Linked DNA regions of Mus musculus: region 1 is linked to region 2. The links are chromatin loops, found by intact Hi-C in ENCODE. Cell type or tissue: left cerebral cortex. All regions are shown on one strand. Links, peaks and the distances in the headings refer to the core of each region. The heading gives the core; the rest is flanking DNA.

Region 1 (15,285 bases), core at 2,834-10,833, 340 kb after region 2:
AAAGTTACTGCTATTTTATATCATGCAAACCACTCAGAATCAGAAACTCTGTGAACAAAGGAATATTTTTTGTGTATTTAGTAGAAATAAGAAATTAGGTAGCTTTCCAAACCTCTTCTATAAATTTCAATTCCTTAAGAGTTAATTATAGACATGTCTAGGAAAACTTTAAAACAAAAAATTAAACAAATAAACAACAACAACAACCAGTTAGATAGATGGCTTGGATCAAAATGTCCAAAATAATGGATACCTTTTCTCCCCCTTAGGCCTGTGTTATAAAAAATAAAAACAGACCTATATAAGCAATACTTAATACACCACTAACAAATAGAAAACCTAGCAAGGCAAAATTTGCAAAATTAGATGGAATTAGTTTAACCACAGAATTCAGATTTAAAAGAAACTAAACTAAAGAAAGAAGGTTTGACAAGGTTGAAACATAACACATTTTTATCATTTCTCTTGCCTGGAAACCTGAAGTTCTTAGAAAACATCACTGAAGAAAAGTTTATATCAGCAGGGCAGTGGTGGTGCACGCCTTTAATCCCAGCACCTGGGAGGCAGAGGCAGGCAGATTTCTGAGTTTGAGGCCACCCTGGTCTACAGAGTGAGTTCCAGGATAGCCAGGGCTACACAGAGAAACCCTGCCTCGAAAAAAAAAAAAAAAAAAAAAAGTTTATATCATTGCTACTATTTTTCTATACTGTAAGCTGTTAGTCAACTTAAATTTTAAGAAAAAAAAGTTGATCTTATTTAAATTCTTGCTTACTGTATACATACATGAGTACTATGCCTGATACACACTAGGCCTGGTTACCAATCTTAGGGATCTCCTTGTCATATAAACACTTGCTCAATAGAAAGCAGTAAAAACAAAATTCTCACTAGTCGGTAATTCAGGCTTGAACCCAACATAGACAGGAATCATTATTGAGTTATCCATAAAGCCCTTAGTAACTGAGATCCATAATAAATCCAATTCAGTACCAAAAATAGGACATCTCAGAGATGACATATATGCCAGTTGTTCTGGGATGATCAGTACACATTGTATAAAATGTCTCACTGGTACCTCACCAATATGTAATAACTACTGTAAATTAAAAATAAAAACACCTTTTAATAGAATTAAAGAAAGACATTGTGGGGGGTACAGATCCAAAGTAGAGAACTTATCTAGCTAGCACTGTCCTGCTCTAAGTATCATCAAAGGATGGATTTAAAATATTCTAAAAATAATTGGCAGAATAGTTATTTTCTCCTTCCCTAGAAAAAGGATGGAAAATGTATTCAGTCATCCTCATATTACCAATAATTAATAAGCTGTGCTTTAATGTGCATGTTAGCATAAAGCAGTGTAGTGTTAACATTTAATGAAAAAAGTCAAAATGCATTCAGTATTCTACTAATGATTCCTGGGGTACTATGTCAATATTTGGGTGGGAACATTCACAATTTCTTCAGCAGCCATGTAGTATAATGTTTAAGAGTGGATTACAGGAATTCAGATTTTAAAAATTTAAATAATCCTGTTTCAAAATTTTAAACTAACCATCTTTCCTATCAGTAATTAGCTGGTATTTAGGTTACAGAACTCTGGGTACCAGTATCTCATCTGTAAAGTAGATATTAGAAAATTAAGCTATCATAAGCGAATATCATTTACAACCAGCTCAGGTACTTATAGCTCAATCTAATTTGGAATAGACAATAATTGTACAGACCTCTAACCTCAGTTAAGCCCTAATATTAGGAATCACTGATATTAAAAAGGCCACTTCTACTTTGGAGGAATAATTTAAGCAGAATCAATAATTTGTCTATGAAGACAAGAAAAAAAGACAGTGAAGAATATAGTATATAGCTTTAAGAGCCAAATACTAAGAAACACGGGTTTTATTCCTCTTCTAACTTAGGAAAGCCAAAGTTCTAAGCTTTAAGTTTCTCCTTATACTTTTCTTTTTCCTTCTTTTTTACCATCTTATCATTTCTAGGGGGAGTAAGACACAAACTAGGACAGTTATAGGGTATACCTAAACCAAGAAAGCACACTGGAATTAACACATGAAGATGAGTAATTGAATACTATTAGAGGAAATGTAATTTTTATTCACCTGAAATAATATATCATGGTCTGTGAAAATGGATAAAGTCCGTATCCCTAAAATATATAGCATAAGCTCTAAAACTATATAGTTACTGTCTTTAGAATATCAGAGGGGAATTGTTAGTTATAGCCATAAAAACAAGTAACAAACATGCCTGCCGAGTGCTCTCCTGGGGGGGGTTGGGGGGGGTGCCCAAATGTCCAGGCACTTAGTTAAGTATACCAGAGAAGGATTTCAGAGTCTCTAATATGTAAGGGAAAAAAAAAAAAACTGTTTGATGGCATTTTACTAAACCATTTTCTAAAGTATTAAACATTATTAGAAGCAACAGACTCTAGCGCATCACTATACTTATTTAAACACACATCTGCAATCTATATAAGCATACTATTTTCTATATAAGAAGCAAAGTTCCAAGGTTGTCTCTACCTAAGGTTTTTAGTCAAAATGCAACCAATCCTGCAGAACTACTCACCAATCTTCAAGAAAATCTATTCATGTGTGTTCTATGTACTATATCATTTTTAATTCTGTGATACACATTATTTTACATGAAAAAAAATTAATATTGATAACAAGAAAGTGATTTAAAATTAAATTTACTACTTTCAAGAACACTAAAAACTGCACAGAGCAAAAAAGTAGGCAGTATCGCAACATGAAGTAAGTGCAGGCAGCTGACTTAGATAAGCTGGAGAAAACAGGGGAGGAAATCTAAGTTATAGACAATAGATAATGAAGGAGTTTTAACTAGACTAGCAAATCAGAACAATCAGACAAAAACTGTAAGAGCAGGAATGCACTGAAAGAGTTAAACTACACCAACTTACATGTAAAAGCTTTTATTACTTCTGCTCTAAAAAAGTCTCTAAGACACATGAAAGCCACCGTCCAACACAGAAATATTTAGAAAGCCTGTGCATAAGTTCAAATAAAGATTAAAAAACCATAACCTCCATTTCATCCTAATGCTTGTATTTGTTCTGAATAAATATGATGTGTCACATAAGAGGAAGATTTCTAAGCTTTCTCCTACCTCGGGTTTTTAGTCAAAATGAACGCAAACAATCACGTGGGACTCAGCCAAGCAGTGACGTTAAATTCTGCTCTGTCAGAGACAGCATCTGTCAAGCCCACATTTAAACTGCTGCCTGCCTGTGCAGCACGGAAGAACGGTGCATTTCACATTACAGACCAAAACCCCAGGAAAACAGCTCAAAAATCCTTCCTGCAGCTGCCAGGCAACCACGACGGAGAAAGGCAAAGCCTTTTTTTTTCCCCCAATGCAACTGAAACACTAAACCACAGCTCTGCTGCTTAACATTGCAGCTCAGCGCTATTACTAGAAATATGGATACTGAGAAGAGAATACAGCACTGCATTGTCCAGCCGGGAATACAGCAGATGTAAAGAGCTTCAATGCATCAACTGTCGGAAAGAGTCAACTGTGCACCAAATACAACAGACAGCTACAGCTCTTTTGTTTAGTGAAAGAGAGAAAATGAAAGAAAGGAAAAATCTCTGAAGACTATAAGATATAGACATATGAACAAGAAGGGTAACTTGAAGACACCCCGACAGATGGACACTTTGGATACTGTGAAAAGCAATCACAGGAGGCAGACTGTTGGGGGATGTGCGCATGTTCGATAGCATCGTTTTTTGCTGAAGTGATGGCGTGCCAAAAGTATTTTCAGTAGACATAATCCTCTCCATCTAATGGTCTGACCAAGAAAGAAAGGTATGTTGCTGTCTTGTGTATGATGTTCATTAAATGTGTTTTAATTTCCTAACCATACAGGCACTGATACACTTGATAAACAAGTTCATACAGTCCACTGCCCTTCAAACTATGAAAGGCTTTCTAAATACACGATTTTAAATTTGCCTTTTCTACTAGACAAGCTGTCGTTGCTTTATTCAATTAAATAACTGGGAGTAATTCTGCAGGATTGTAACATTACAAGGAAAACCAAATAGTAACTAGATTTACTGAAAAGAATGTCTGAGAAATTAAACTAAAAAGAAAAAAAAAAAGAGCTCTCTAGCCTTTTTTTTAAAAAAACAGCAATTCTCTAGCAAATTAGGTCAAATTGATTCCTTATCTAATAAATTAAAGCACCTTCTTTAAAATGGTTATCAAGAGACAGTGGGGTAAAATTATATTAAATAGCATAAATATGATCTTATTATCTTGAGGTATTTTTAGAAAATCTCTTCAAAACAAAATCTTAGTTCATAGTAATATATTCTCTGTAATATCTATCTCTTCAGAGAGAGATAGAAACAATTCAGGAGTACATCAGCAAATTTTAAGTGTTACTGAGCTACAAGGAGATACTACAAGTTACAACATTAGCCATCAGATTAAAACGCTAGTGAGTTTATGCAAAGCATAACACCACCACAGTAGTCAGTCACATGTTATTACAGTATCAATGAATACAACTTTAACAAAGAGAGATCAATAGTTGCTCTAAATAGATTGGTGAAACAGGGAGTTTTTAAGTAACAGAGTGATTCTAAATAATCAAGTGTAAGACTGTTCCTGGAGTTAATTATAAAAGTGAAATTAAAAAACTAACATACTTGCAAACTTTATATGCCCCAGTACAGGGGAATACCAGGGCCAAAAAGGGGGAGTGGGTGGGCAGGGGAGTGGGGGTGGGTGGATATGGGGGACTTTTGGTATAGCATTGGAAATGTAAATGAGTTAAATACCTAATAAAAAATGGAAAAAAAAAAACTAACATAAAATAGCTTAATATACAGCACATATTAATAATGGTCAAATACAAGGTCAAATAATATCCACAGTAGGTTTCTAAGCTTTATTTACATGTGATAATGACCTGCCTACTGCCTCTACATGTGTCTGCAGGACAGAATAAACTACCCTGGGAACAATCAACGTTAGAGTGCTCGGGGTCAGGGACTCAAAGATATTCCTAAAATCTTACAAACCTTTCTACGTATTTTGATTCTTCCTCTCACTTTCATAAAACTTACTACCCTAACAATCACAAAGCCAAAAAAAAAACCCCTGTGGAAGCACTGTGTGTGTTGTAGAATTAAGACTGAATGAGTGTATTAGACTTTGTCATATATCAAGAGATTCCTAGTCATAACTAAGTATCTTTATTCTGATAAAAATTACAATCAGAAACTAATCAAAAATAATTTTTAAAAAAATCCAGCCTCTGTTGGTATCTTTATTAGAAATTAAGCTTTATAAACTAAATATTTCAAAGCTTTAAAAGTATACAAGTGTTTCTTATCAAACCATCATTTAACTCTGGGACTGTCTTTAGAAACTAATATATTTATATCAACTTTTAAAAGTCAAAGGACAGAAACTCTATAGGAGGATACATTAAATAGTAACATCCTTACAAATTTCGGTCTATAAGAGGTAAACACACACTTAAATCATAATAATTAAAACAGAAAACATCTATTTTTTTAAAATCTATTAAAAGACATGGCAAAATTTTAACTCTTAGTTTTCTTATTTCCAAGAACTAATATTCAACAGGCATTAACCTGTGAATAATTTTATCATCTAACAAAAAGAGGAATAGTTACAGCAATTTTACTTTCTTAACAGCATACACACACAGACACACAGACACGGAGACAGAGAAAGACAGATCTCTATCCTGAGAAACTTTAGAAAAAAAATGAATTTAAGGCTAGATGCATACGTTTCATTTATCAGTAGGAGGTTATCAAATAGGTGTATTTGTACAGGAATTCCAAGCTCTCCTAGATTAATATTTACAAACATACAATTCTTATAAAATTTAAATTAAAACATACCTCCATCTTATAAAATCATAATAGAACCACATAAGAATATATATAAAATTGCAATAAAATTGTTGAATATTAGTTCTTGAATAACAACAAAACTAAGAATTAAAAATTTTGCCATGTCTTTGAATAGATTTTTTAATATATCTTTTCTGTCTTAATTATAAATAATTTAAGGGTGTTTTATATTTTATAGGTTGAAATCTGTAATATTCCTATAATATTCAAACACTTTACAATTTCACTTCAGGGACACTGTTTTCTTGTAAACAATGTGTCTTACTACAATACTTCATCCCTTTAAGGTCTTTTATCCATTCATTGAAATATCCTACCTGGAATTTAATTCATTTTGAACTGTTTTTCTTTAAAGTTTGCACTTTTAAAGTATCTGAATGACTAGATCTCAGTCATGTTCTAAGCATTGTTAAATCAACACAAAGCTGATACATTTATATTTATAATACTTGAAACAGATCAAATGAACTTTCCAAAGTAACTTCACTTTTAAATTTATATACATAACCCTTTAATACCCAGTACTCTCATTATGAAGTGGGGGGTGGGGGGGTCATTATCTACCACATAAAGTAATTTTCATATGTACTCTTTAAAATAGTTTTCTGCTTTAAGTAGAATTACATCTAGTTATAAGTACAGTCATGAAAATTTGTTTCTAAATCAGGCCATGAAGCTCCGTAATTTCAAACTCATATCATGCAGAAACCATGTTGCAAAGAATGTAATAGCTTTGGTCTTTATATAGAATGGTAAGATTTAAATTCACGTAAATAAAACTAAGACTAAATTAGATTTTTTAGAAACTACTGTCTGTGTGTGTGTGCGCGCACATGTGTGCTTTTGTGTGTGTGTGTGTGTGTGTGTGTGTGAGAGATTAAATACTTTTTTAGGTTTGAGGTATAGGCTAGTAACTAAATGCACCATTCATTTTCAGAAACAAGATCAAACCTTAGTGCCTGTTACACATTAGAAATCTGTTCAAATTCCCACCTACTTGCTCCTCCTAGTGGTTGTTACTAGAATAGTACTTCATTGATAGCCACCTAACACTTTCAAGCAGTAACTGAAAGGTGTGTGTGTAAATTTTATGCTACAATCACTCAATTTTTTGAGAACTTCCTTGTAAACTCTATTACTTTTCAAATGCATTTATGTGAGGATAAGCTAAACTGCTATCAATCATAAGTAGATCATTATCGTGAGATAAATAAGCACAAGCATTTACACATATAATTAGAAATAAGTGGCTATGTTAAAATTTTTATTTCCTTTGTTTAAAGAAATTATTTCAGTGAATAATAGAAAAATCACTTATTGATCAAAAGAATTTAATAATACCATCCTCAAAATTAATAATTATATAAATGACTTCTACTTTGGGTTTGTTTGTTTGTTTGTTTGTTTGTTTGTTTTTTTAAGAACTAAAAAAAAAAAAAAAAAAAAAGCCAAAACTAGGCATGGTGTCTCTATTTCATAAAACACCATTTACTGGAATTCAAACTACTGCTATGACCCTCAGTTCTTTATCTATGAATAGGTAAAAACAAGGAAAAAATTAGCAAATACAAATAAGTTTATGCTATGCTGAAAAGCCTCTTGCAAAACAGCCAGTTTTCACTAAGAGGCATCACTAATTTCTTGTGAACTTCTGAACGATCTAGAACTATAAGTGTAATGCTACTATAAAGTCTTTAAAGTTAAACTAATTTCTGGCATTGCAGATCATGCAAAAAAGTGTAATTCAAGAATATTTTAAAATGTATTTTGTGGAAAGTGTAATTTAAAGCAGTTCACAATAGTAGGAGCTATTGTCTATATTTTTCAAGAAGTCCAGAAAAACTGCAAAATACACACCCTTTGCCCAAAGCATTGACACATAAGACTGATATCCTAGATATGTACTATTTAGGGTGGATGGGTAAAATTAGCAAAGTACTGTAAATTGTTAATTATTTATTGCTATCTAAAATCTCACACTGAACTCACTAAACCCTAAAAATTAATTTTGACAGGTGTATCTTCTCACTGACTTTTTTGACACGGGGGTCAGGGGGAGAGACTGGAAACATGCCAAGCAGTGACTGTGACTAACTGAACTCTGCCACAGTTAAACCTGCACCTTCTGTTCCAAAGCCAATACATGTCCATTTTCCAAAAAAGGCCACTGACTGTGCACCATATCGCCATGCTATGTCAAATCAATTTTAATTAATGTCAATAAATTTGCCATCTGTTCTGAAGGCCCTCTTTCCGAGCCTTTGTCAGAAATCTAAAAGCATTTTTCCTGTCTACATGGACACAACATTAAAACCCTTTAGGTCAAAGGGACAGATGAGCAGAGCTATCGAAATCATCAAGTAAGTAAAATAAAATTAATCTATCACTTATCTTCCGAGTGTTCATTACACACAAGAATATCTTTTAAAGACATAAATCTTGTTGTCAGTAATTTTATGTTGCCTTATCCAGTTTTTTCTCAGCTTAAAAAGGTCCTTTTATTAGCTGACTTTTTAAGGCAGTTTGCAAAATTCTGCATTTTGTAAATCATTATGCTTCCTTCATCTTTATAGAATGACATCGAGGGACATGTACCTGAACCAGAAGACGATGAATCAAGCGCAGTATTGACTGAGGACGGAACAACAGTGTTTTTGGCCACAGACATCCATTACTGCTACTGGATACTTACAACATGCTTCAGTGGAGAAGACGACACTGCTGCTTTGCAAAAATGACCTGGAGCCCTAAGAGGTCTCTGCTCCGGACTCCCCTTACGGGTGTGCTTTCTCTAGTGTTTCTCTTTGCTATGTTCTTGTTTTTCAATCATCATGACTGGTTACCAGGTAGACCAGGATTCAAAGAAAATCCTGTGACATACACTTTCCGAGGATTTCGTTCTACAAAAAGTGAGACAAACCATAGCTCCCTTCGGACCATCTGGAAAGAAGTAGCTCCTCAGACTCTGAGGCCTCACACAGCAAGCAACTCCAGTAACACCGAGCTATCACCACAGGGAGTCACAGGGCTGCAGAACACTCTCAGTGCCAATGGCAGCATTTATAATGAAAAAGGAACTGGACATCCAAACTCTTACCATTTCAAATATATTATCAATGAGCCTGAAAAATGCCAAGAGAAAAGTCCATTTTTAATACTATTAATAGCTGCAGAACCTGGACAAATCGAAGCAAGAAGAGCTATACGGCAAACTTGGGGCAATGAAACTTTGGCACCTGGCATCCAAATCATACGGGTTTTTTTGTTGGGCATAAGTATTAAGCTAAATGGCTATCTTCAACATGCAATTCAAGAAGAAAGCAGACAGTATCATGATATAATTCAGCAGGAATATTTAGATACATACTATAATCTGACCATTAAAACACTAATGGGTATGAACTGGGTTGCAACATACTGTCCACATACTCCCTATGTTATGAAAACGGACAGTGACATGTTTGTCAACACAGAATACTTAATACACAAGTTACTAAAGCCAGACCTGCCTCCTAGACATAACTATTTTACTGGCTATCTAATGAGAGGATATGCACCGAACAGAAACAAAGACAGTAAGTGGTACATGCCACCAGACCTTTACCCAAGTGAGCGCTACCCTGTCTTCTGCTCAGGAACTGGTTATGTGTTTTCTGGGGATCTGGCAGAGAAGATATTTAAGGTTTCTTTAGGTATCCGTCGTTTGCACTTGGAAGATGTATATGTAGGGATCTGTCTTGCCAAGTTGAGAGTTGATCCTGTGCCCCCTCCCAATGAGTTCGTGTTCAATCACTGGCGAGTTTCTTATTCAAGCTGTAAATACAGCCACCTAATTACCTCTCATCAGTTCCAACCTAGTGAACTGATAAAATACTGGAACCATTTACAACAAAATAAGCACAACGCCTGTGCCAATGCAGCAAAGGAAAAGGCAGGCAGGTATCGACACCGCAAACTACACTAGAAGACTATTTTTGTTCAAATGTGGAGTCTGTAAATATTGCTTAAAGCATGTATAGTTAAAAACTTGATTATATACATAGGACAAGTTTTAGTTCAACTCATCACATAAAGGAATTCAAAGCTATTTTTTAAATTTTCTGAATAAGATAATTCATACAATTGCAAATTATGACAAAAAGGTATCCCAAAAGAGTCTATTTAAATAACTGTTATGAGGAGATTCTCTATATTAACATGCAATAATAAGCATGCATACATAAATGGTTCAAGACTTACATTAGGGACCAATACAATGTATCTGCATACATTTTCTATATAAATCTTAAGAAATGAAGACAGTAAAAAGATTCCTAGATTTACTTTTGATTTCATCATATAACTAAATGTAAATAAGACAGTACTATTGATTTTAAAGGAACTTTGTAATTGTGCAATGAACAAGTTTTCTGACCTGACTCAGTTGCAATAAGATTTAGTTAAGTTATTCCATAAACTCATTTATAGCATTCAGGTGTTTGAGCAATGCAATTCTCATTCAAGAATATACTTTTAAAAATAATTTATAATTATTTTAATTTCTTTTATTAATACTTATCTATACTGGGAAAATTATTTTGACATGATGTGATAAATGTGAAAAATTAATGTGTCTCAGGCTCAAGTTTTTATAAAATGAATTATTAAAGGTATCAAAATAGATAAATTTTGCTTCCTCATTGGTATTAAGGGTCAAGACCATATTTCAATGGATTTTGCCTTTAAAATATTACACTCTTGGGGAGTGCTTTTATCTTCAACTATACCTGACTTAAAGTATGTCTTTAAAATAGAATCATATTCCTCTAGCTGAAATACAAGTAGTAACATAACAGCACAGGGGTAATGTGTGGTCTTAAATAAGGAAGAAAAAAAGGAATACAAATAGTCATTTCATTCAATCTATTTTAAAGTTGTATATCTGCCAAACAGCGAGATATAGGAAAAGCTTATATTCTGAGAGCAGTGTACGTCAGACAACATTTAATCATTTTATGGCACTTATTTCTTTCTCTCAGTGTCAAGTTTATAAACCTTCTGTTTTTAATTTGGTAGATGACAAATATTCGCATCACCAATTCAAAACCATTTAGAGAATGGTGGGGAGAAAGCTACATATGTTTGATAATCATTTGCTTTTAGAGTGGACAATATACTTAATGCACTTTAACCAAGGTACTATTGGTTTTTAAAAGGTAAACAACAAAGCCCTGAACTGAATGCTATACAAATGTTCTCATATTTCATTTGGCCCTATCATGAATTGTAACATCAATAAACACAAGCCCAGTAACTTTGAAACAGTGTATCCTATGTATATTTATAAATTTTAATTGAGTCAGAATATCTTCTATCAGAATTCTAATATTCGTTTTTATCACTAAATCTAGTATGAAAGGCTAAATTGACAGACACACAAAAAGCTTTATTTATTAGTAATACAGAGTTCTACTTATATTAAATGTATAGCTCATTTTTTAAATAAGAAGCCTAAGTATTCTATTCCACACCAAATGGTTATGAATAATCAGCTATAAAACATATCCAGCTCTTAGCTAATGTTTTTTTAATTTATTCTATGTAATTGTAGTGAACAGAATTGCCTCACAAAAAGACATACACAGAGGATAACACCAAACCACACCAGTGATCAAAGACAGAGAGAGACCCTGACAGTGTACTGAGTCTCTCTGATTTATACCACAAAGGTTTAAAATGAAAATGGGAACTATGTATGTTTGTGAGCGTTCCTGCACAAGTATGTAAACAAAAAGAGAGCTCCTAAGTGATATTTAAAAACTATAATAGTATAGGATTACTGGGATTAAAATACTGACTTAAAAAACACAGAGTTCTTAAAAATACTTAAGTGCTTACTAAAATTATTTCCATTAATTTGAAAAAATAATTTAATCATGGTCTGAGTCCTCAGAGAGCATTAAACCAGTCAAGTTATTAATGTCAAAAGTCTGTACTTTTGACTTTGGGAGAACACACGCTAGCATAGCTTCAGCACTTGGAAAATAAGGCAGGAAGAAAGAGAGTTCAAGGCAATTTTAGGTTAAACAATAAAATCCTAAGAAAACCATCAAACCTTACTTTAAAATAAAAATTCTATTGTTAATTTATTTTTACATTTAATTTTCAATAATATAAATGCTAACTTTATAAGCTGCTATATAATGTCTCACCAGTTGTTAATTATATCTTGTTTATATAAAATTTTTGTATGTAAGAAATGTTTGAAAATGACTATATTATATTGATTTGACCAAAAGAAAGTTTACAGAATCAACTGTATAACACTAAACTCAAAGTGTTAATAGACATTTCAAAAGGAAAATGCAAACTTCAGTATTTACAACATTAGTTTGTTTGAAATAAAATTAGAAGTAATGAAATCTTCAACAACTAAATAATTTGCATTTCCTTAATGTCTTTCATGCATAAAAATATAAGCACATACACCTAATTGGAACTTTTTAAATACCTGATTCTCCCCCCTAAAAAAATAATAATAAAATACCAATAACAACACCGCACACTACTTACTGACTGTGGAAGCAGTGTATCTGGAACTGTTAAAAGCACCCTTATTACTTTATACAATACTTTTAGACTCCTACAAGAGGTTAAATGCATTTAATGACAAGGCTAGTAATGAAAGGCTTCCACCTCAGAGGTCATGCTCTTATCCACTATTATGATCTTCTGCTGTGTATTTCATTTATGGCAGAAGCTAATAGTTCTACAAAACCAAGCACAATTGGCTCATCCCACTATGCCTCATTCTCTACTTATTCTCTTTGGCCAAGCCCACAGATCTCACAGACACTGTTCACTCACTGGCACATGACATCAGGTGTTAGGGATACATAAGAAAAGGGAAAGGAAAAGACATTTGGTCCCTTGGTTGTTTGCTCTTCTCTTCTGCAAATATTGGTAAATGGTAACTTTAATTTTGAAAAATTGTGCACTGCTGTTTTAGGCCCTGGGTTACATCTGCTAACAGTAGGCAAGTGACACTTAGAAATTTCACAACTGTAATTGTAGCCAACAAATACAGCAGTGCATAGATGTACCCACTGGACCAGTTCTCGGCTACTGTTCTGTGTTAGGGCCAATGCCAACTCACCTGATTAAGTCTAGCCAGGAGTGGTGGCACATACCTTTAATCCCAGGCAGAAGCATGGTGGATTTCAGTGTGTTCAAGGCCAGCCTGGTCTGCATAGCAAATCCAAAATTAGTCAGCGCTGCATAATAAAGAGATCATATCTCAAGAACAAACAAACCAAGTATACTACCATGCCTTTTCCTAGGTACCCAAATAGTGGAAAAGAGAATTGACTCACACAAATTGACCTCTGACCATTATAAGTGTGCACCAAGACACCTGTACACACACGCACACGCGCGCGTGCACACACACACACAAAACATAAGTAAATGAAATAAAAATATTTAAAGAAAAAAATAGATGCCAGATGATATAAAATTCAGTATTAATTACTCAAGCACCTACTCTCAAGATTTTTAATGACTACTTTATTAATTTATGACATTGTAGTCAGAAAGAGAATCCAAAGTGAAGATGAACACAAAGGTTATTCATAACTAAGCAAAACTAATTTCGACCAATATTAAAGGCAAGCAGGGTATGGAGAAGCCTACTTATACTATACTTTTGGCTACTTGGTAAGATGAGGCACAGGTCAATTATTTGAGCCCTGCAGTTCCAGATCTGCCAAAGCAACATAGTAATACTTCAAAAATAAAGACAAAATAGATAAAAGGCAAACTTTAGAAATGAGTGAAACATAGCCTTATTAAACTCCCCTGACAATTAATCAGGAAACAAAAATATATTTTGAATGGTTACAGTTCATATTCTACAACTATACTGAAAAATCATGATCTTAAAATGAAAATTAGCTACCTTTTATTCATGTTTTTGTCTATGTTGAGTCAATGAGTACCATTTAAACTTATACTGTATCTTCTCCTAAAGGTTTACTGCTTTTACTTTCTGTGTGTAAGTATTTTGCCTGCGTGCACATATATGTGTACCATATGCATGCCTGGTGCCATGGATCTGCTGGAACTGGAGTTACAGAGGTGTGAGCTTCCACATGGGTGCTGGGTATTGAACGTTTGTCCTCTAGAGGAGCTGTTGGTGCTCTTAATGGGATAAATGTACTCATAAGAAGAAAACACATGAGGCATGAGCTTAGGTGCACAGTCCCTCCTTTTTAACAACAGAGGAACTCTTTCTTCTATGATACAAAGAATTTAAGTGAAAATTTCAATTTCTGGATTATATTAGAAATAGTAATATAAAAATATTATCTAACATTTCAAAAGAACTTTCTGTTTATTGAAAGACAATGGAGCCTCAATAGTGTAAAATATTTTTTAATTACTTTTAACTAAGACATTTGAGAGACAGAGGTGGGCAGATCTCTAGGTGTTTGAGGACAGGCTGGTCTACATAGGATGTTCAAGGATAGTCACAGCTGTGTAGCAGACAAAACTTTGTCTCAAAAAAAATGTTTTAATTATTTATTCTATCTGTGTTTACATGTGTTTAAGCACATGCCACAGCAAGTAGAGGAGAGCTTGTAGGAGTTGGGTTTTTCCTACAACTATGTGATTTCCAAAATAGAACTCGGGCCATCAGACTTGTCCCTAGTTCAGGGACTACTTCCAATGCTCAGGTTAAAGTGTCTAGATACCACTGCCTTAAAAACAACCACTTATCATTGCGAAAAAGGAAAAGTCTTCCAGATCTGGAGTAGAAAATACATCAGAATGCCAGAAATCAAGGGACGGAGAAATTAATGAAGTCAAGTCAAAATATTTTAGGTCTCAACTTCAGAGGTGCCCCTACTGGCCTAAGATATCTGGGTAACTACTTGCAATGATTGATGTGTAAGTTTATCTCACTACAGTAACAGATATACTATAAATGTGTCATAATATTGTGTTTAATAGACAATAAAAATAAAATTTATTTTAAAATAAAATGGGTTTCAGCAACAAATTAATAAAACTCAGAAACTGTATATCTCTGAGATTATAACGATTATTAAAGAGAATTCTGTTCATAGGATACAAAGAAATAAACTCTAGATTCAAAAACTAACATAGAAAAACAAGAATGAAACAGTTACTACTTTGGCTAAAACAGTAGTTGAGCTAAAAATTAAAAAAAATAAAATATATACACAAATATGTACATGTGTTTATACACATTTATGTATGTACGTATTCGGTTCCTGCAAACAAGTCCTTAGACTGTTAAAGTTTCTGTATTTTTAGCCACAGTATTCTTTAATTTTATCAA
Region 2 (15,285 bases), core at 3,762-11,761:
ACATACTCATTATTACATATTAATAATATATCATTCTTCAATTTTTATCCAGAAGTTGATGAAATGCCATCCTTAAGCATTTTTGATTCAATTCCTAAAAATCACAGTATTTAACTTCTATTGCAAAAACCCTTTCTGAGGAAATATGAACAAACATCTCTTTACTATGCACAGGGTACCGAGGAGAGCCCAAAGCAGCAATGACAACCAAATTCAGCTTAGGAAATCAATGAGTTTATTGAGCTAGTTTATAGAGTATGCATAGTTATGGGAGTATATGTAGACACCATCGCCACCACCACCACCACCATCACCACCACCAAACAGTCATACAACCATAAAGTCTTGGCCAGAATGGATGCTACCTAACATGCAGGTGCATAGATGAGGTTCTCTCTTCAGGGACCCTTCCATTCTCTGTGTAGTCTTGTACCCTAGAAGGCCATGTGAGGCTGCGCTGAAGCATAAATATTTGGCAAAGATGCACAGAAGAAAGTGGCTGAAATCTCAGATGAAAATCCACTGATCGTCCCTACTCCTTCCTTTTATTCGGGAATGTCAAAAGGCCTGACTCTGGGAGCCTTTTGAAGAAGACATGGCTGTTCTAACAAATGTGTTAATGTTTGTTATTCTTAGAGGGCAGCTATCCTTGTGATTTTTCTGACAATATTGTGTGTGTTTTCTTTAAGAGTGTGTACGCGGGTGTGGGGGGGGGGGGTGATAACATGCATGATGATCCCTGAAAAGGCCAAAAACGGACATCAGATCTCCTGGAGCTGGAGTTAGAGGTGTTGTGAGCTGCCCAACAAAGATGCTGGGAACCAAAATGTGGTCCCCTGAAAAAGAGCAGCAAGTGCTCTTCACTGTTTCAGCCCCAGTCCTGTCATCGTTTTAAAATCACTCACATATTGAACATTACTGATGCCCTGGAAAACACTTTTCTAGTTCTTCCTCTCTCCCTAGACTCTCCCTAGAACATTAAATGCTGAAGTTTCACCTAAGCAAATGTTAAGTATCTTGATATCAATACATATGTCTGCCTTGTATAGAGTTTAATAGTTTTATATATATGTGTGTGTGTGTATAATATCGATTCAAATTTTCAAAAACAATTCGGTGCTACAGACAGTTAATTGAAATTAAAAGTCAAATATGACAAACCCAGTATGTGTGTGCTCTCAAGGCAGCATGGAAATCGGGATGGGTTAGACTAACTGTTCTTTTTTGTATTTTCAAAGTTCCAGTCTGAATTTTTTTTCTATTTACATTCACACAACGAGGTCTTTAAAATTAATTTCAAGGTTCACAAGTAATTCTTGGGTAATAAACAATGGATACAAACCAATCAAAAATATTATATCCACCTTCATTAGCAACCTATGCAAAAACTAAAAAGAAGAATTTAAATTGACATGAATGGAGGAAATAGTGCTTTTTTTCCCTTTAAATCAATGAACACATTTAGGGTTCATTTCACTACCATTCCAATTCGATGTGACTCAATCACGTGAATGTTGCTAGTGTAGTCTAATGACAACTTGGGCTGTCAGTTCACTGGTGAGTAACTAAGACACCCTACTGAATATTTTCTATTATCATAAATAATGTTCAAAGAGAAGTCTGTGGTAGTAAAGAATTTCCTGTAGTTCAGTGCAAAGCACAGATTCCCAGGGACCAGAATTGTTGTTTGTTTTCCATTATTTTCACTTACGTAGCACTTATTCATGAGATAACTTAAGTCTCATGAAAAGAAGAAGCATTGAACGGTCCCTAGATGAACCAAATCAACCAGATTTCAGGAGAAGCACGGAGGGAAGACAATGTCCCAGATATTTAATAGGAAACCTGTATTCATTGCTTTTTGCATTGCTTCAGTGGGGTGCCTCATAGAACGAACAGAAATAGGGTTTTCTCTGGGCCACTGCATTAAGGCCACTCTGTCTCAAAGAGGTATCACACCTGCAGCAGAGAGCAGAACATGAGTGCTGGGCCTCCACTTGCTTTCTCCTGTTTATCCCTTCTGAGACTGCACCGCACGTAAGAGTGGGTTCTCATTCAAGTTAAACCTCTCAAAACACTCTTACTGATACACTCAAAGGTATGAGTCCTATGAGATTCTAAATCCTATCAAGTTGTTAATTAAGCTTAATCATCACCTAAGCCCAAGACCACCCTTTACACTTGGTTGCTGTTTGTCTACTTGTGCACTCATATGCACAGATGCCACAAAAAAAAGTAGTGATTTCCATCAAAGGCAACTAAGAACCTATGTACACATTAAGAAGAAAGTGGACAGTAGGCCCCAAGAAGAAAACACAGATTTTCCAGCAAAAAACTCCTGAATACATATACTAGCAATGGCAGAAATAAAGAATAGCACTCTCCTAAATATTCACATATTGTAATTTCACAAACACAAACTCTGGTTGGAGAAAACGTAATTAAGTTGTTAAAAAAAATGCATAGAACCAGGAATTAAGAGCAAATCTGATTTTATTTCGTCCTTTGTCTCGATTCAAATAAGTACAGTGGAGCACATCTAATCCAAAACTCCAAAACAAAGATTATACATTACCCCAAATCGGTAACTGCAAGCATTGACCTAACTCCACAAGTATGAAACGTACAATAGGCCTCTGTTTTATGTACAATGTTTTTTGAATATTGGGCAGAATTACTCTTAGGCTGTTTATAAAGTGATCAAGAAACATAAGTAAATTAAACTTAGGTCCCATCCCAAAATATGCAAAGTTCATTTTTTCAAAAAGCATGAAACTGTACTTATCATTTAGGATAAGAGGACATCAGCCAGAAATGGTGACTTCTACTTCTCAAAGACCTTAATCATTTATTGGTCTAAAATTGTTGCCAGCTTTCGAGTGCCCTGTTCTAACTCTTCCTTATTTCTTCCCTCCTTCTTCCATCTCTTCCTCTCTCATTTTATAATGTTCCTTATTTAACCCTACTGGGCCTGACCCTCCTGCCCTGGCTCCCTGAGTGCTAGGATGGCAGACACGGGGCATCACATCTGAATTTCTAAACTGTTCCTGTGAGGTGCCTACATAGGCTCTTTGGAGCTTAACAAATGACTCTTCTTTTCCTTTCCTCCTTGTTCTCCATAATTACTCCTCAGTGGAGTTTCAGTTTTGCATCTAAAGTGGAATTCTAGGCTGATGAACATAGCATACTCTCGATGAAAACTGAGTAATGACAATTGACACTAACATGTGATCTTGGTACATTTTTACATATAGCTCCTAAGCAAACTAATGTGTCTGTCCATGTATAGGCTGGTGATGGAGACAGCTATGGACTAACAGTTCTTCATAGAGTGAAGGACTATGTCCGTTTACCTGACTAAGAGGTTTCCTAGGTCCTAGGACTTACAATAAAATCAAACTGTCCCCGCAATACCAAGTTCACTGCAATTGTATGGATGTCTTCCTAAAACTAATGTGGCATTGAAACATAGAGTTTTTTGTTTTGTTTTGTTTTGTTTTGTTTTGTTTTGTTTTTTGAGTTGATTAGGCCACAAGAGCCCCACACGTTTGAACAGGACATTTACAAGTAGTTTTTCTTTGCCCTTCTGCCCTTGTGATAATATAAAGAATAGTATTTCTCACCTCTGGAAGATTTGATGATAAAGTAAACACATTCAGTACATATAACTATGCCTCAGCTTTAGACTTATCAGCTTTCAGAACCATACCGAATGAAATTCTGTTCTTTACAATTACCAAGTCTCAGATACTCTGCCATAGCAGCACAAAACAGACTACAAGTACCTATTCTATTTCCTCTAAAATAATTTTATTGATAGTCCTTCAGGATAGACGTCCACATGCAAGAAAACTATATATTGCTTTATTCACACCAACTCACATTCACACCAGGCTAGCTAGTTTTATACCAAATTAATAGAAACTAGAGCCATCTGAGAGGAGGAAACTACAATTGAGAAAGTGTCTCTATAAAGCTGGGCTGCAGGCAAAACTGCTGGACCTTTTCTTAGTTAATGATCAATAAGGAGGGTCCAGCCCATGGTGGATGGTGCAATTCCTGGACTGATAGTCCTAGGTTCTATAAAAAAGCAGGCTGAGCAAAGCAAGAGGAGGAGCAAGCCAGTAAGCAGCACTCCTCCATGGCCTCTGCATCAGTCCTTGCCTCTAGCTTCCTGCCCTGTTGGAGTTCCTGTCCTCACTTCCTTTGATGATGAACTGTGATGTGGAAGGACAACTCAAATAAACCCTTTCCTCCCCAAGTTTGGTCACAACTTGTTTCATCACAGCAATAACTCTAAGACACAAGCATAATAAGCACAGGCAATTGTTGAAGAGGTATGGTTTTGACCTAATGAAATCTCATCTTAATCATGAGGCTTCTATACATTTACAAGTAGCAGCAAGGTTCCCTCTCACTGGCTCTCACCATCTTGGGTTGATTGGGGATTTGACTTATTCAAATATTTAACATTTGCATTATATAAACTTCTTCAAAACTGTGTTTACTAGCAACACAACTCTGTATTCATTTGCTTCCTCATAGATAAGGAGCAAATGAGACTTAGAGATCCCTCTCACAAATGTGTACTTATTTGTACTTGAAGATAAACTACAAACTGAAGCACTGTTTGTAATTTTATATATAAGAATCTCGTCAGGCCTCGCTCCATAACAAGCTACTCTTGCATCTTTGAAATAACCTAGTAATCTAGGTGCAGTCTGATGTGTGATGCTGTAACGGAATGTCTGAGGCTAGGTAATTGTAAAGAACAGAATTTCATTCCTTATGGTCCTAAAAGCTGATTTAAGTCTAAAGCCAAATAATCTAGGTTCACTTTCTAGAAATCATTTTCACAAACTATACACCAATGAAAAGTGGAAGTTGGAGACTTCTAGACTAAAGCAGTAGGCAATAGCAGTACAATTTTCCTTGAAACACATTCTCAGAGAAGTACCTAAAGACATTGAAAACGTAAGGTATTTATAGACTGAAATTGCCAACAATATGAAAACACAAATTATATGACATCTAGCAAAACAAGAATATATCTATGTATATTGAAAAATATTATATAACATAGTTTGTGCACTGGAATTACCAACTGACAGTAATAACCTTTTTTTTTTGATCCTTTAAATTTTATTAATTCAGAAAAATGTGAAAGAGGATTTTCTTTTTTTAATTTTTTTAAACTTTTTATTTTTACTTATTAACTTTATATCCTGCTCACTGCCTCCCTCCCAGTCACCCCCTCCCACAATCCTTTCCCCCTCCGCATCCCTTTCTCCTCTGAGAGGGTGGGTCTCACCCATCCTAGCACTTCAAGTCTCTAAGATGCTAGGTGGTTGCTCTCCCAGTGAGGCCAGACAAGGCAGCCCAGCTAGAACAACACATCACCAAGTACAGGCAACAGCTTTTAGGATAGCCCCCATTCCAGTTGTACAGGACCCACATAAAGACCAAGATGCACACCTGCTACATATGTGTGAGAAGGCCTAGGTCCAGCCCATATATGTTCTTTGGTTGGTGGTTCAAGCTCTGACAGCTCCAAGGGTCCAGGTTAGTTGACTCTGTTGATCTTCCTGTGGAGTTCCTATCCCCTTTAGGCGTTGCAATCCTTCTTCCTGTTCTCCTGGAAGAGTCCCCAAGCTCCATCCACTGTTTAGCTGTGGGTGTCTGCATCTGTCTGAGTCAGTAGGTGGGTGGATCCTCTCAGAGGACAGCCATGTTAGACTTGACTCTGCAAGCATAGCAGAGTATCATTAATAGTGTCAGAGATTGGTGCTTATGCCTGGGATAGGTCACAAATTGGGTCAGCTATTGATTGGCCTTTCCCTCAGTCTCTGCTTCATGGACATTCCCTGCATTTCTTGCAGACAGGATAAATTTCAGGTGAGTTAGTGTTACTATAGCTTCACCAGGGTTCCTGCCTGGCCACAGGAGGTCACCTCCCAAGGCTCCATATCCCCATTGCTGAGTCACAGCTAAGGACACCTCCAATGAATCTTTGATGCATCTCCTATCCCAAGTCTCTGTCTCTTCATGGAGATACCCCCTATCTGCCCCACATCAGTTGCAGATTTCCATTCATTCTCATGGCTACCTGGTCATACCCCCTGCTCCTCCTCTGACCCTGAAACTCCCCACTCCCCTCTCCCACCCAGTTCCCTCCCTTCATCTGCTTTCCATGACCATTCCATTCCCCATTCCAAGTGAGACTCAAGCATCTTTGCTTGTACCCTCCCTCCTTCCTGTCCAGCCTCCTCAGATCTGTGGAGTGTAGCATGGATATCCTGTATTTTATGGCTAATATCCACTAAGTGAGTACATACAATGAGTGTCCTTTTGGGACTGGGTTACCTCACTTAGGATGACATTCTCAAGTTCCATCCATTTGCCTCCAAATTTCATGATGTCTTTTTCATAGCTGAATATTATTCCAGTATGTAGATATACCACATTTTCTTTAGTCAATCTTCAGTTGAGGGACATCTAGGTTGTTTCCAGTTTCTGGCTATTACAAATAAAGCTGCTGTGAGCATTGTTGAGCAAGTGTCTTTGTGAGATGGTGGAGCATTTTTCAGGTATTTCCAGGAGGGGTATAGCTGGGTCTTAAGATAGAACTATTCCCAGTGTTCTGGGAAACCACTAAATTGATTTCCAAAGAGGCTGTACAAGTTTTTACTCCCACCAGAAATGGAGGAGTGTTCTCCTTGCTCCACATTCTTGACAGCGTGTGCTATCACTTGAGTTTTAAATCTTAGCCATTCTGACCAGTATAAGATGGAATCTCAGGGTTGTTTTGATTTACATTTCCCTGATAACTAAGGACTTTGAACATGTCTTTAAGTGCTTCTCGGCCATTCAAGAATCCTCTGTTGAGAATTCTCTGTTTAGCCCTGTGCTCGAATGACCAATTTAAATAATAAAATATCTATACATATTCTACTGTAATTTTTAAAGATTGCATATTCCATGAACCTGCTTAGTCATGTGAGGCTCTAAGTCTGACACTAGTTGTAGAGAAATTGAAAAAGGAAAGAAAAAAAAACAATGAAGAATTTGCCAATATATGATTGTTCATAACAATATTGAATAAGGGTTCCCAGGTCTTCTGGATTCTGGGTGGAAAAGAAGAGAAAAGGGAGGAAGGCAAGTTCACTGGCAAAGAGGAGCTGAAGAATGCATAGAAAATGGTTTGCGGGCCCTTTTCTCAATCACATGGTGCTTCCTTCTTTTCTTTACACACAAACCACCTCTTCTCTTTCTCCCATAAAATACCTTTAACTACAAGTGCTACAAAGACTCTCCTCCTTTTGATTTTACTTTTTTCCTCTGGAGCCAACCTTAACGGTAAATAGCCAAGAAAGTAGAATAAAACAAAAGTATAACTTTTGTATATCTAGAATTTCTCCCTCATTTTGTGAAAATTTAGTCATAGTAAACTAAATTTTCTTCACTATATACTCTGTTATTATTTTTAGATGCCCAGTGAGTAATTGGGGTTTTTAATTAAACAATAAACTCCTGAAAATTAAATGTAAATGCTTGAATTTAAAACTAATGAAGAGGGGACAAAGGATAAATGATATCAAGAATTCCTTTTAATCTTGACAAAAGGAACTCTTCCCTGCTTTTAATAAGTAGTTTGCATTGCTCCCTAGTCTGTTCTCAGAATTTAAAGCAATGAGGACAGAAGAAGATTCAGTCCCATGGGGAAGTCAGAGTCCCAGTTGGCCATCTCTTGTCACCAAATGAAGCTTCCAGTACCAGGATTCTGTTATATCTTAATTAAGTTGTATACCAAAGGGGTCCTATGGAAATCCCCAAACAGCCCATGCTGTTTTCAAGACTATACCTTGCTTTCCACAAACCTATGGCAAGATTCCATTGCTGAAGCCAACACCTACACAACTCATTAAGAAACGTCAAAACCATCAGCCCTTTGTGCTGCTGTCTTTGGGTATGGGAAAGTACTCATGCCAAAAGAGGAATGTAAACACCAACCCAGACACAAAACCTTTGATCTACAATGATGTCCTGCCTGAAAAATATGCTACGGCAATAGTGACACAAAACTTGGGGGAGTAACCAACCTTTGTCTGGTTTGACTTAAAGCTCCCTCCAGGAGATGGAGCCCTTGCCTGAAACTGTTTGAGTGGCCAAGAACGAAAATTAGCCCAGAAACTAGTAAAACCAAAAACTACTGGTCTTAACAATAATAATAAGAAGAAGAAGAAGAAGAAGAAGAAGAAGAAGAAGAAGAAGAAGAAGAAGAAGAAGTTGTGATAAAAATGCCTTTTAATGATATTCTGCTATACTCATAGACCAGTGCCTTGCTGGAGCACCGTCACGGAAGATTTCTCCTGCAATAGATGGGAACAAATACAAAGACCCACAGTCAGACATTATACAGAGGGAGGGACCTTGGAACACTCAGACATTAATGGATGTCTCTATCAAATCTTCCCCCTTAGGGCCCAGCAAACCCCAGGAAAGAGGAGGGAAAAAAAAAAAAAAAGAAGAAGAATATCACAGCCAGAGGGGATGAAAAACACTAAGAAAACAAGGCCCACTAAATCAACATGATAAAGAGCTTACATGAATTCACAGGGATTGAAGCAAAAAGCACAGGCCCTGGGTAGATGTCTGCCCCAGGTCCTCTGTGTATATTATTATGGTTTCCAGTTTAGTGTTCTTAGGGGATTCTGAGCAAGTGAACAAGTGGGTCTCTGTTCCTTATGCCTTATCCTGGGCACTTCTTCTTCTGTTTGTCTTGTCCAACTCCAATGTATTAGTGTTAATTTTATCTTATATTTTATTACCCCTTAGAACCTGTTTGTTTTCTAATGAGAGATTTAAAGGGAGTAGATTCTGGTTGAGAGGAGACATGGAGAGGAACTGGGAGGAATCAAGGGAGGGGAAAGCATAATCAGGGTACATTATATAAGGAAAAAATCTATTTTCAATAAAATGAAAAAAAAAGAGTCTCTTCCGGTTAGGGAACTAGTCATCATTTGCACATGCATGTTGCTGTCCACATGCTGGGTACTTTAAAGATGCTTTTCATTTGTCAATAAACGTGAGTAACTACCTCCATAAGGACCTGGCCCAGAGGGAAGGTATCTCTACTTATCAGAAAAAGCTTAACCAATGGAAGTGATTGGACCAATTATATACGTATGTGTATGTATATATACATAACCTAGGCTTTTAATAAAAAGCCTAGTTATATGTCTTTAAACACTCTTATCTTGCTAAGGAAAAAAAACTGTCTATTTACAAATATAATATCAAATTAACAGTCAAATTTAGTGAATACTTGAGCAATATAAAGCTACACACAACACTGTAAACAAATCTTCAATTTTTTAAACACATTCTACATTAAAGGAAGCCAGATCAAATATATTATTATGTTATTTTTTTTACAATAACAAATATAGGACCATGTTACATAATATTTTTCAATACACATTGATATGCTCTTATTTGTGCTATACAGTACACATACTCCATATTGAATACTTATTTGCAAATTACTAATACTTGTTACATTTGTATTATGTAAACTTCGAAACGGAAGAAAGTATATCAATGTAGCTAGAATTCAGTTCTTTGAAAATGAGGGATAGTAACTGGAAAGAAAAAATAGTGAGGGGAATAGTTCTGTAAGTCGAGAATTTATTATCATGCAAGTATAAGGACTGGAGCTCTAGCCCCAGCACAAAAAGAAAGAAAGAAAGAAAGAAAGAGAGAGAGAGAGAGAGAGAGAGAGAGAGAGAGAGGAAGGAAGGAAGGAAGGAAGGAAGGAAGGAAGGAAGAAAGAAAGAAAGAAAGAAAGAAAGAAAGAAAGAAAGAAAGAAAGAAAGAAAGAAAGAAAGGGTGTTGTATGTAGTGGTGGAGCCAGGAGGGAGAAACAGATGGATCTTTCTAGCTTACTAGTCAACCAGTCTAGCAGAACCAGGGAACTGCAAGGTAATAAGAGAACTTGTCTCAAAGACCAAGATGGACAACACCTGAAGAACAATAGCCAAGGTTGTCATTTCTCTGTCTCTGTCTCTGTCTCTGTCTCTCTCTCCTCTCTCTCTCTGACTCTCTGTCTCTCTCTCTCTTCTCTCTCTCTCTCACTAGCTTCCTCTTTCTCCCTTCCTCCTTTCCTCACTTTCTCTCTTACTCTCGCACCACACACACATACACACGTACTTGAGAAGCTGTTGAGTCTGTTTTTTCTCACCCTGAGTGTCACTAATGTGGCATGGTAATTTGTGACAATGAATCAAACTCTGAACTATGACACGTGCCAATATTTGCATGTTTTTATTCCAGTAGACAGTTTTGAAGACAAGAGATGCTATAGTAGCCTACATGCCTGTGACTTCTCCCCTGCCACTCACAATTTTCAGAAAGATAAAAGGGAAAGCAGTTATTTGTAGTCCCCTGTATTTAATAATGCTTTGAATATTCAGCCTCCATTCTCTTTGGGGGAAATGATTAGAAATGAACTTTAAGGATGATGAGAAACCCGAACAGCCCATAATTAAGGAACTTGCTAATGAATAAAAAAACCTTCTCCCTGAACATCTAGACAGACCCACCACTCCCCCAATGCTGCACATGGACTCCCTCACAAGCACTCTAGCAGCATCACTAGAACACAGTGGAAGGGAAGTAGTGTTTCAGCCTCCCTTTAGAGTGGATGTGAAAAAGAAAACCAAAAGCTTTATTAAAAAGATGTAAGAACAATAACATTTAATTTCATGGCTCTAAAACTCTCAGAACATGAGTTACAAACAAGATATATCTTTCTCCAAACGGCCGTCTGGACCTTTTGAGCCAGAGACAATGAATAAAGAAAAAAATAAGGAAGAAAACACACCACATTTTCAAAGACTGTTTCTACTGGAAATCCAGTTTCGACAACTCTGTCACCTGCTTTATATCATTAAACTGAAGGAGACTATGAATAGGAAGGGGTGGTGAAGAGACTCTGCTAATAAAATATTTAAGAACATCAGGAAAAGCCATGCCGGGCTTCTAGTTTACCCAGGAAAAGCATCTTCTAAAGTATCAGTCAAATATGATTTACTGTATTAATAAAATCACCTTCCGATTACGAAGGTGGCTCACATACATAAAAGGCAGAGAGATGCCTATTTTTAAAATCTAGACGAAAAGGACAGAGGATTCTGGAGGAAAGACAATGTCAAGGCTCTTGCTCTTTGCAGCTGCAGAACTGACTTTGACCTCATCATTCACAGGTGAATGGGACTGAGTCTCTGTCTCTGAAAATATCCTGGAGCCACACACTAGCCGGGCGAGAGCGCTCCTGTAATCTTACATAAGATTTAGTATGCCTTGGAACAAACAAGAATGACTATATAGCTAACGTCTGAAGAGCACCTCCCGGGCAATTATTATTGCTACAGGAGATGAGTGATTGATTGCACGGGTTGGGGTTTACCATCTTTCAAATCTGCATTTTCCTCTAGAACACTGGAATAATGATGGTCCCAGAGAGTCACGAAGATTACCCAATCTATCAGCATTTTTCTCTGTGTTTGACTTTCATTCCTCTGCATGTGATTGCTTCTGAAATAATGGTCGTGGAATTGAAAGTGTTCTTTAGATTCCCCAGTGATTTTCATTTGTAATAGATAAGCAAATGCATTTTTTTTCCTATTACACTAACCAGAGAAAGACACCACCACATAGAAAACCCTATAAATAGAAGGGACAGGAGTCCACTCGGGACACTAGGCCGTCCAGAGGAAAGAGAAATAAAGGATTCAGAACAATGAAGCAAGCAGACTGATTTCATCCACAGATGCCTGCAGAATGTGTGGGTAATATCCCTGCCAGCATGCAAAGTTTATTTCTGACTTAGTTTAGGCCTATATTTTACACGGAAGTGCAGGAGTCAAACACAACGCTGCAAGGTCAGTCTGTGCTACTCCAAAGGCTGTGAGACCCTTCCATTGTCAACCCTTTCTGTATCCAAGTGTCCACTTGGACCAATTTCTCTACATGCAAAGTCTCTCCCTACCCTGGCCTTGGCCTCACCCACATATTAGTCTGTTTTTTGAACAATGAGAAGTTGTTTTCTTAATGGCATTTGCTGTTTATCGCTGACTGCGGAGGGGTCTGCGGAGGAGCATTCCTAAGATTTTTTCTAGAAAATGTGAGCTGTCAGCCCGACTGACCCTTCATCTCATCTATTTTTGCTTTTGTTTCCGATTATATCTGGGAAAATAACAGGAACAGAAAGTATTGTAAAAGCCCAATCTTAGGCTTGTTTCACTCCATAATTTGTTACTTTCTTTTTCTGGCAAGAAGAACTTAATTATGTAAAGTAACGACAGCTCAACCAGATTCTTCACTGATCCACACCACAGATAAGCAATTCTGAGAACCTAAATGTGCAGTGAAGACACTACTAATCACTACGCCAGGAGAAACCTGAAAGAAAGATGCTCCTGCACATTGTGACTGTGTCCATCGTTTCAACAGCTTTGCAAATACTTTAAATTAAAATTTAAAAAAAAATAGAGCCTTGGGGGAAAATAACTCTTTCATACATTATAATATATGAAGCCATGATAATAAAGGTGTTACAATACTCTGAAATTAAGACAGAGGCTAGTCCTTATAATTTCAGAAAAAGAAAAACACACATTCTAGTACATAGGATGAAATCCCTACAAATTTAATCAGTTCACTGAAAACTGTCTGAATGCAATGCACCATTCTATAGATCCAGCAATTCGTCCTGAGTGTTTCTAACTAGTGTCAGAAATTCTATCTCCCATTTGGGGGAAGAATCTGGCCAACAGCCTCAGGATGGGAGCCTGCACACATACTACCTTATTTTATCACATTGTATTGGACCATAAATTATGATTAGAAAATCTTCTTAACCTCGGAATTCAACCCGTTCTGTTTGGATAATTTCATAGTTTTTAGAAAATGCACTGATACACAAATTTAAAGCAAAAGAATAAAACTTAAAGGCCAGTGAAAGTATAAGTAAAAGTATAATAACATAAAACAGGAATGAGATATTAAAATTTTTGATTTGAGCAGTAGCATAATACACTTTATAATTTTAGATGGCATTTGGTACATGGAGGAATAACTCATCATGTATTTATAGCACATGTGAAAGACCTTCTGTGTGTGTGTGTGTGTGTGTGTGTGTGTGTGTGTGTATGTGTGTGTGTGTGTGACTGTGTCCATAACTGTGTGTCTATTTGTGTATTTGTGTCTGTGTGTGTATGTGTCTGTGTATGAATGTCTGCATGTGTGTGTGCCTGTATATGTGTCTGTGTCTGTTTCTGTGTGTATCTGTGTTTCTGTCTGTGTCTGTGTATGTATTAGTGTTTATGTGTCTGTATCTGTGTGCTTCTATGTGTGTATATATGTGTATATATATGTGTCTATATGTCTGTCTGTGTGTGTATGTAGCTGTGTTTAGGTATCTGTGTCTGTGTGTCTATGTCTATGTTTTTGTGTCTGTGTCTATGTGTGAGTGTTTGTGTGCCTGTATATCTGTGTGTTTGTGTATGTGTCTGCCTGTATGTGTGTCTGCCTGTGTGTGTCTGTGTCTGTGTCTGTGTGTCTGTGTGTCTGTGTCTCTATGTGTGTCTGTGTGTGTCTGTGCCTGTGTGTCTATGCATGTATCTCCCATACATGCCACATATGGATATGTGTCTGAGTGTGAGTGTCTGGGTCTCTGTGTGTTTTGCTCAGGACAAAAACAAGCTCTTGTATATGAGAAGCCAGTGCTCTACCTCTCAGCTATACCCCTACCTACTCCATGAATTCTTGGCTTACATTGCATTTTCTATGATAACTCAACCATGTTTTCTGAGCTTATGTTTCCACAATAAACATCATGCTCTTCTTCTCTTTCTTCTCTCTCACTCTTTACAGCAGTGTTTCTCCCACTGCGGTTCTGCATTGAAGCAAACATAGAATTCACTTTCTATCCCTTCATTTCTACAGCGCAAGTTATTAATTGTACTGAAAGTTTAGGGACACCAAAAAGTTTTGCATCCAGAAAGAAAAATAAATGAAAAAAAAAGTAGTAGGAATTCATCTCTCTGAGTCATAGATGCATAAAGAACATTGACAAAGAGCAGCCCTTCTCCACTGACTTTCTCCCCTTCTTTACTGGGTGCTTTGCTTCCCAGCTCTCATAATGTGTTCTTCGAATTGTTATGCAAATGATTTCATCTCCCCCCTACAGACTTAGACAATGAGATTCCCTTTCCACATGTAAGGAAATGTGTTTGTTTTGAGACTGACTCTCACTACATCGCTCTGGATGGCCTAGAACTTGCTATGTAGACCAGGTTGGCACCTAACTCACAGACATCCACCTTCTTCTGCCTCCAAAGTGCTGTGATTAAACACCTGCCAACTATAAGGAAATTGATATTTTTTTTCTTGTGAAACCCAGTCCTTTTCCAAAGGTGAATCCTAGTGTTTGCTCTTAAGGTGATTGTTCCATCTCATACTCATTTGGCCTTAACAGTACCGTGTTTTAGGAGAGACATATTGTTACACCATTACATAGACAGAAGGTAAACAATATTCAGAGAGGTGAAGCAGCTACAGCGTTTTGTGACTTATTAGAGGCAAGACGGTGACCTCACTTCCTCCTAAGCCAGCATCTGCCTCTCCATCGATCTCCATCGATTGTTCTTCTCTCCTTCAACTAAAGAACACAATGCCTCAGGAAGCACAGAACATGTGTCACGTGGTGCCGTAGCACTCTAGACTGTGGGACTATGTGTCAATCAGTTTCTTCTTCTTTCAGGGAGAGAGCCATCCATTTCCCCAACACTTCAATGTAGCCAAAGGAATGTAAACAAACTGATGTCTACTGTTTCCCAAGGGACTTGTAGAAGCTTAGAAGCTTTCGAACCACACACATGGCACTCATGAAACTCCAACTCTGCTGTCATCAAACAGGTTAAGTATGGTAACCACTAAAGTTATGTAGATAAGACAATGTAGCCTCTATACAAGGGTCTGGGCCTTTGAAGTACTACTTGAAGGAAAGCCACCAGTTGGTCCACAATACCTAATATGTTGTGGGTATAGCAAGACACATAGGCAGGAGGATAGACAGTTCAAAGTCTTCCTGGGATATCCCATCTCAAAATTCAATAAGTGAATAAAAATTATAAGTTTTTACTGGGGTGTCCAATATGTGTAAGCCACCTGAGGGTAGGTGTTCGTCCTAATTGCTAGTGTCATCTTAACCCAGGCATGCAA

What was found. A loop is a pair of places that touch in the nucleus more often than their neighbours do. Peaks named below come from ENCODE experiments on the same cell type or tissue, not always from the same donor. Only the 100,000 strongest peaks of a DNase experiment are listed, where the experiment ranks them.
Region 1: it touches region 2 in a loop (3-fold over the local background); 8 of 42 quality-filtered maps call a loop at or near these places.

The regions. Positions count from the first base shown.
Region 1 is chr1:143,637,491-143,652,775 of GRCm38, forward strand. All of the region lies in intron 10 of Cdc73 (cell division cycle 73, Paf1/RNA polymerase II complex component), which reads right to left. It overlaps B3galt2 (UDP-Gal:betaGlcNAc beta 1,3-galactosyltransferase, polypeptide 2), which reads left to right and starts at 3,207. Exons shown (of 2, transcript NM_020025.4): 1 at 3,207-3,852; 2 at 8,516-12,447. The coding sequence starts at 8,638. The coding sequence ends at 9,906. In left cerebral cortex, for the core only: a CTCF peak has its summit at 6,961; DNase peaks (open chromatin) are centred at 3,257, 3,706, 4,504, 6,923 and 4 more places; H3K4me3 peaks cover 7,502 bases; H3K27ac peaks cover 5,017 bases.
Region 2 is chr1:143,297,398-143,312,682 of GRCm38, forward strand. No RefSeq gene overlaps it. Among named protein-coding and RNA genes, the nearest start is that of Gm35244, 40 kb to the right of the region's middle. In left cerebral cortex, for the core only: a CTCF peak has its summit at 8,119 (motif pointing right); no DNase peak of the experiment used is centred there.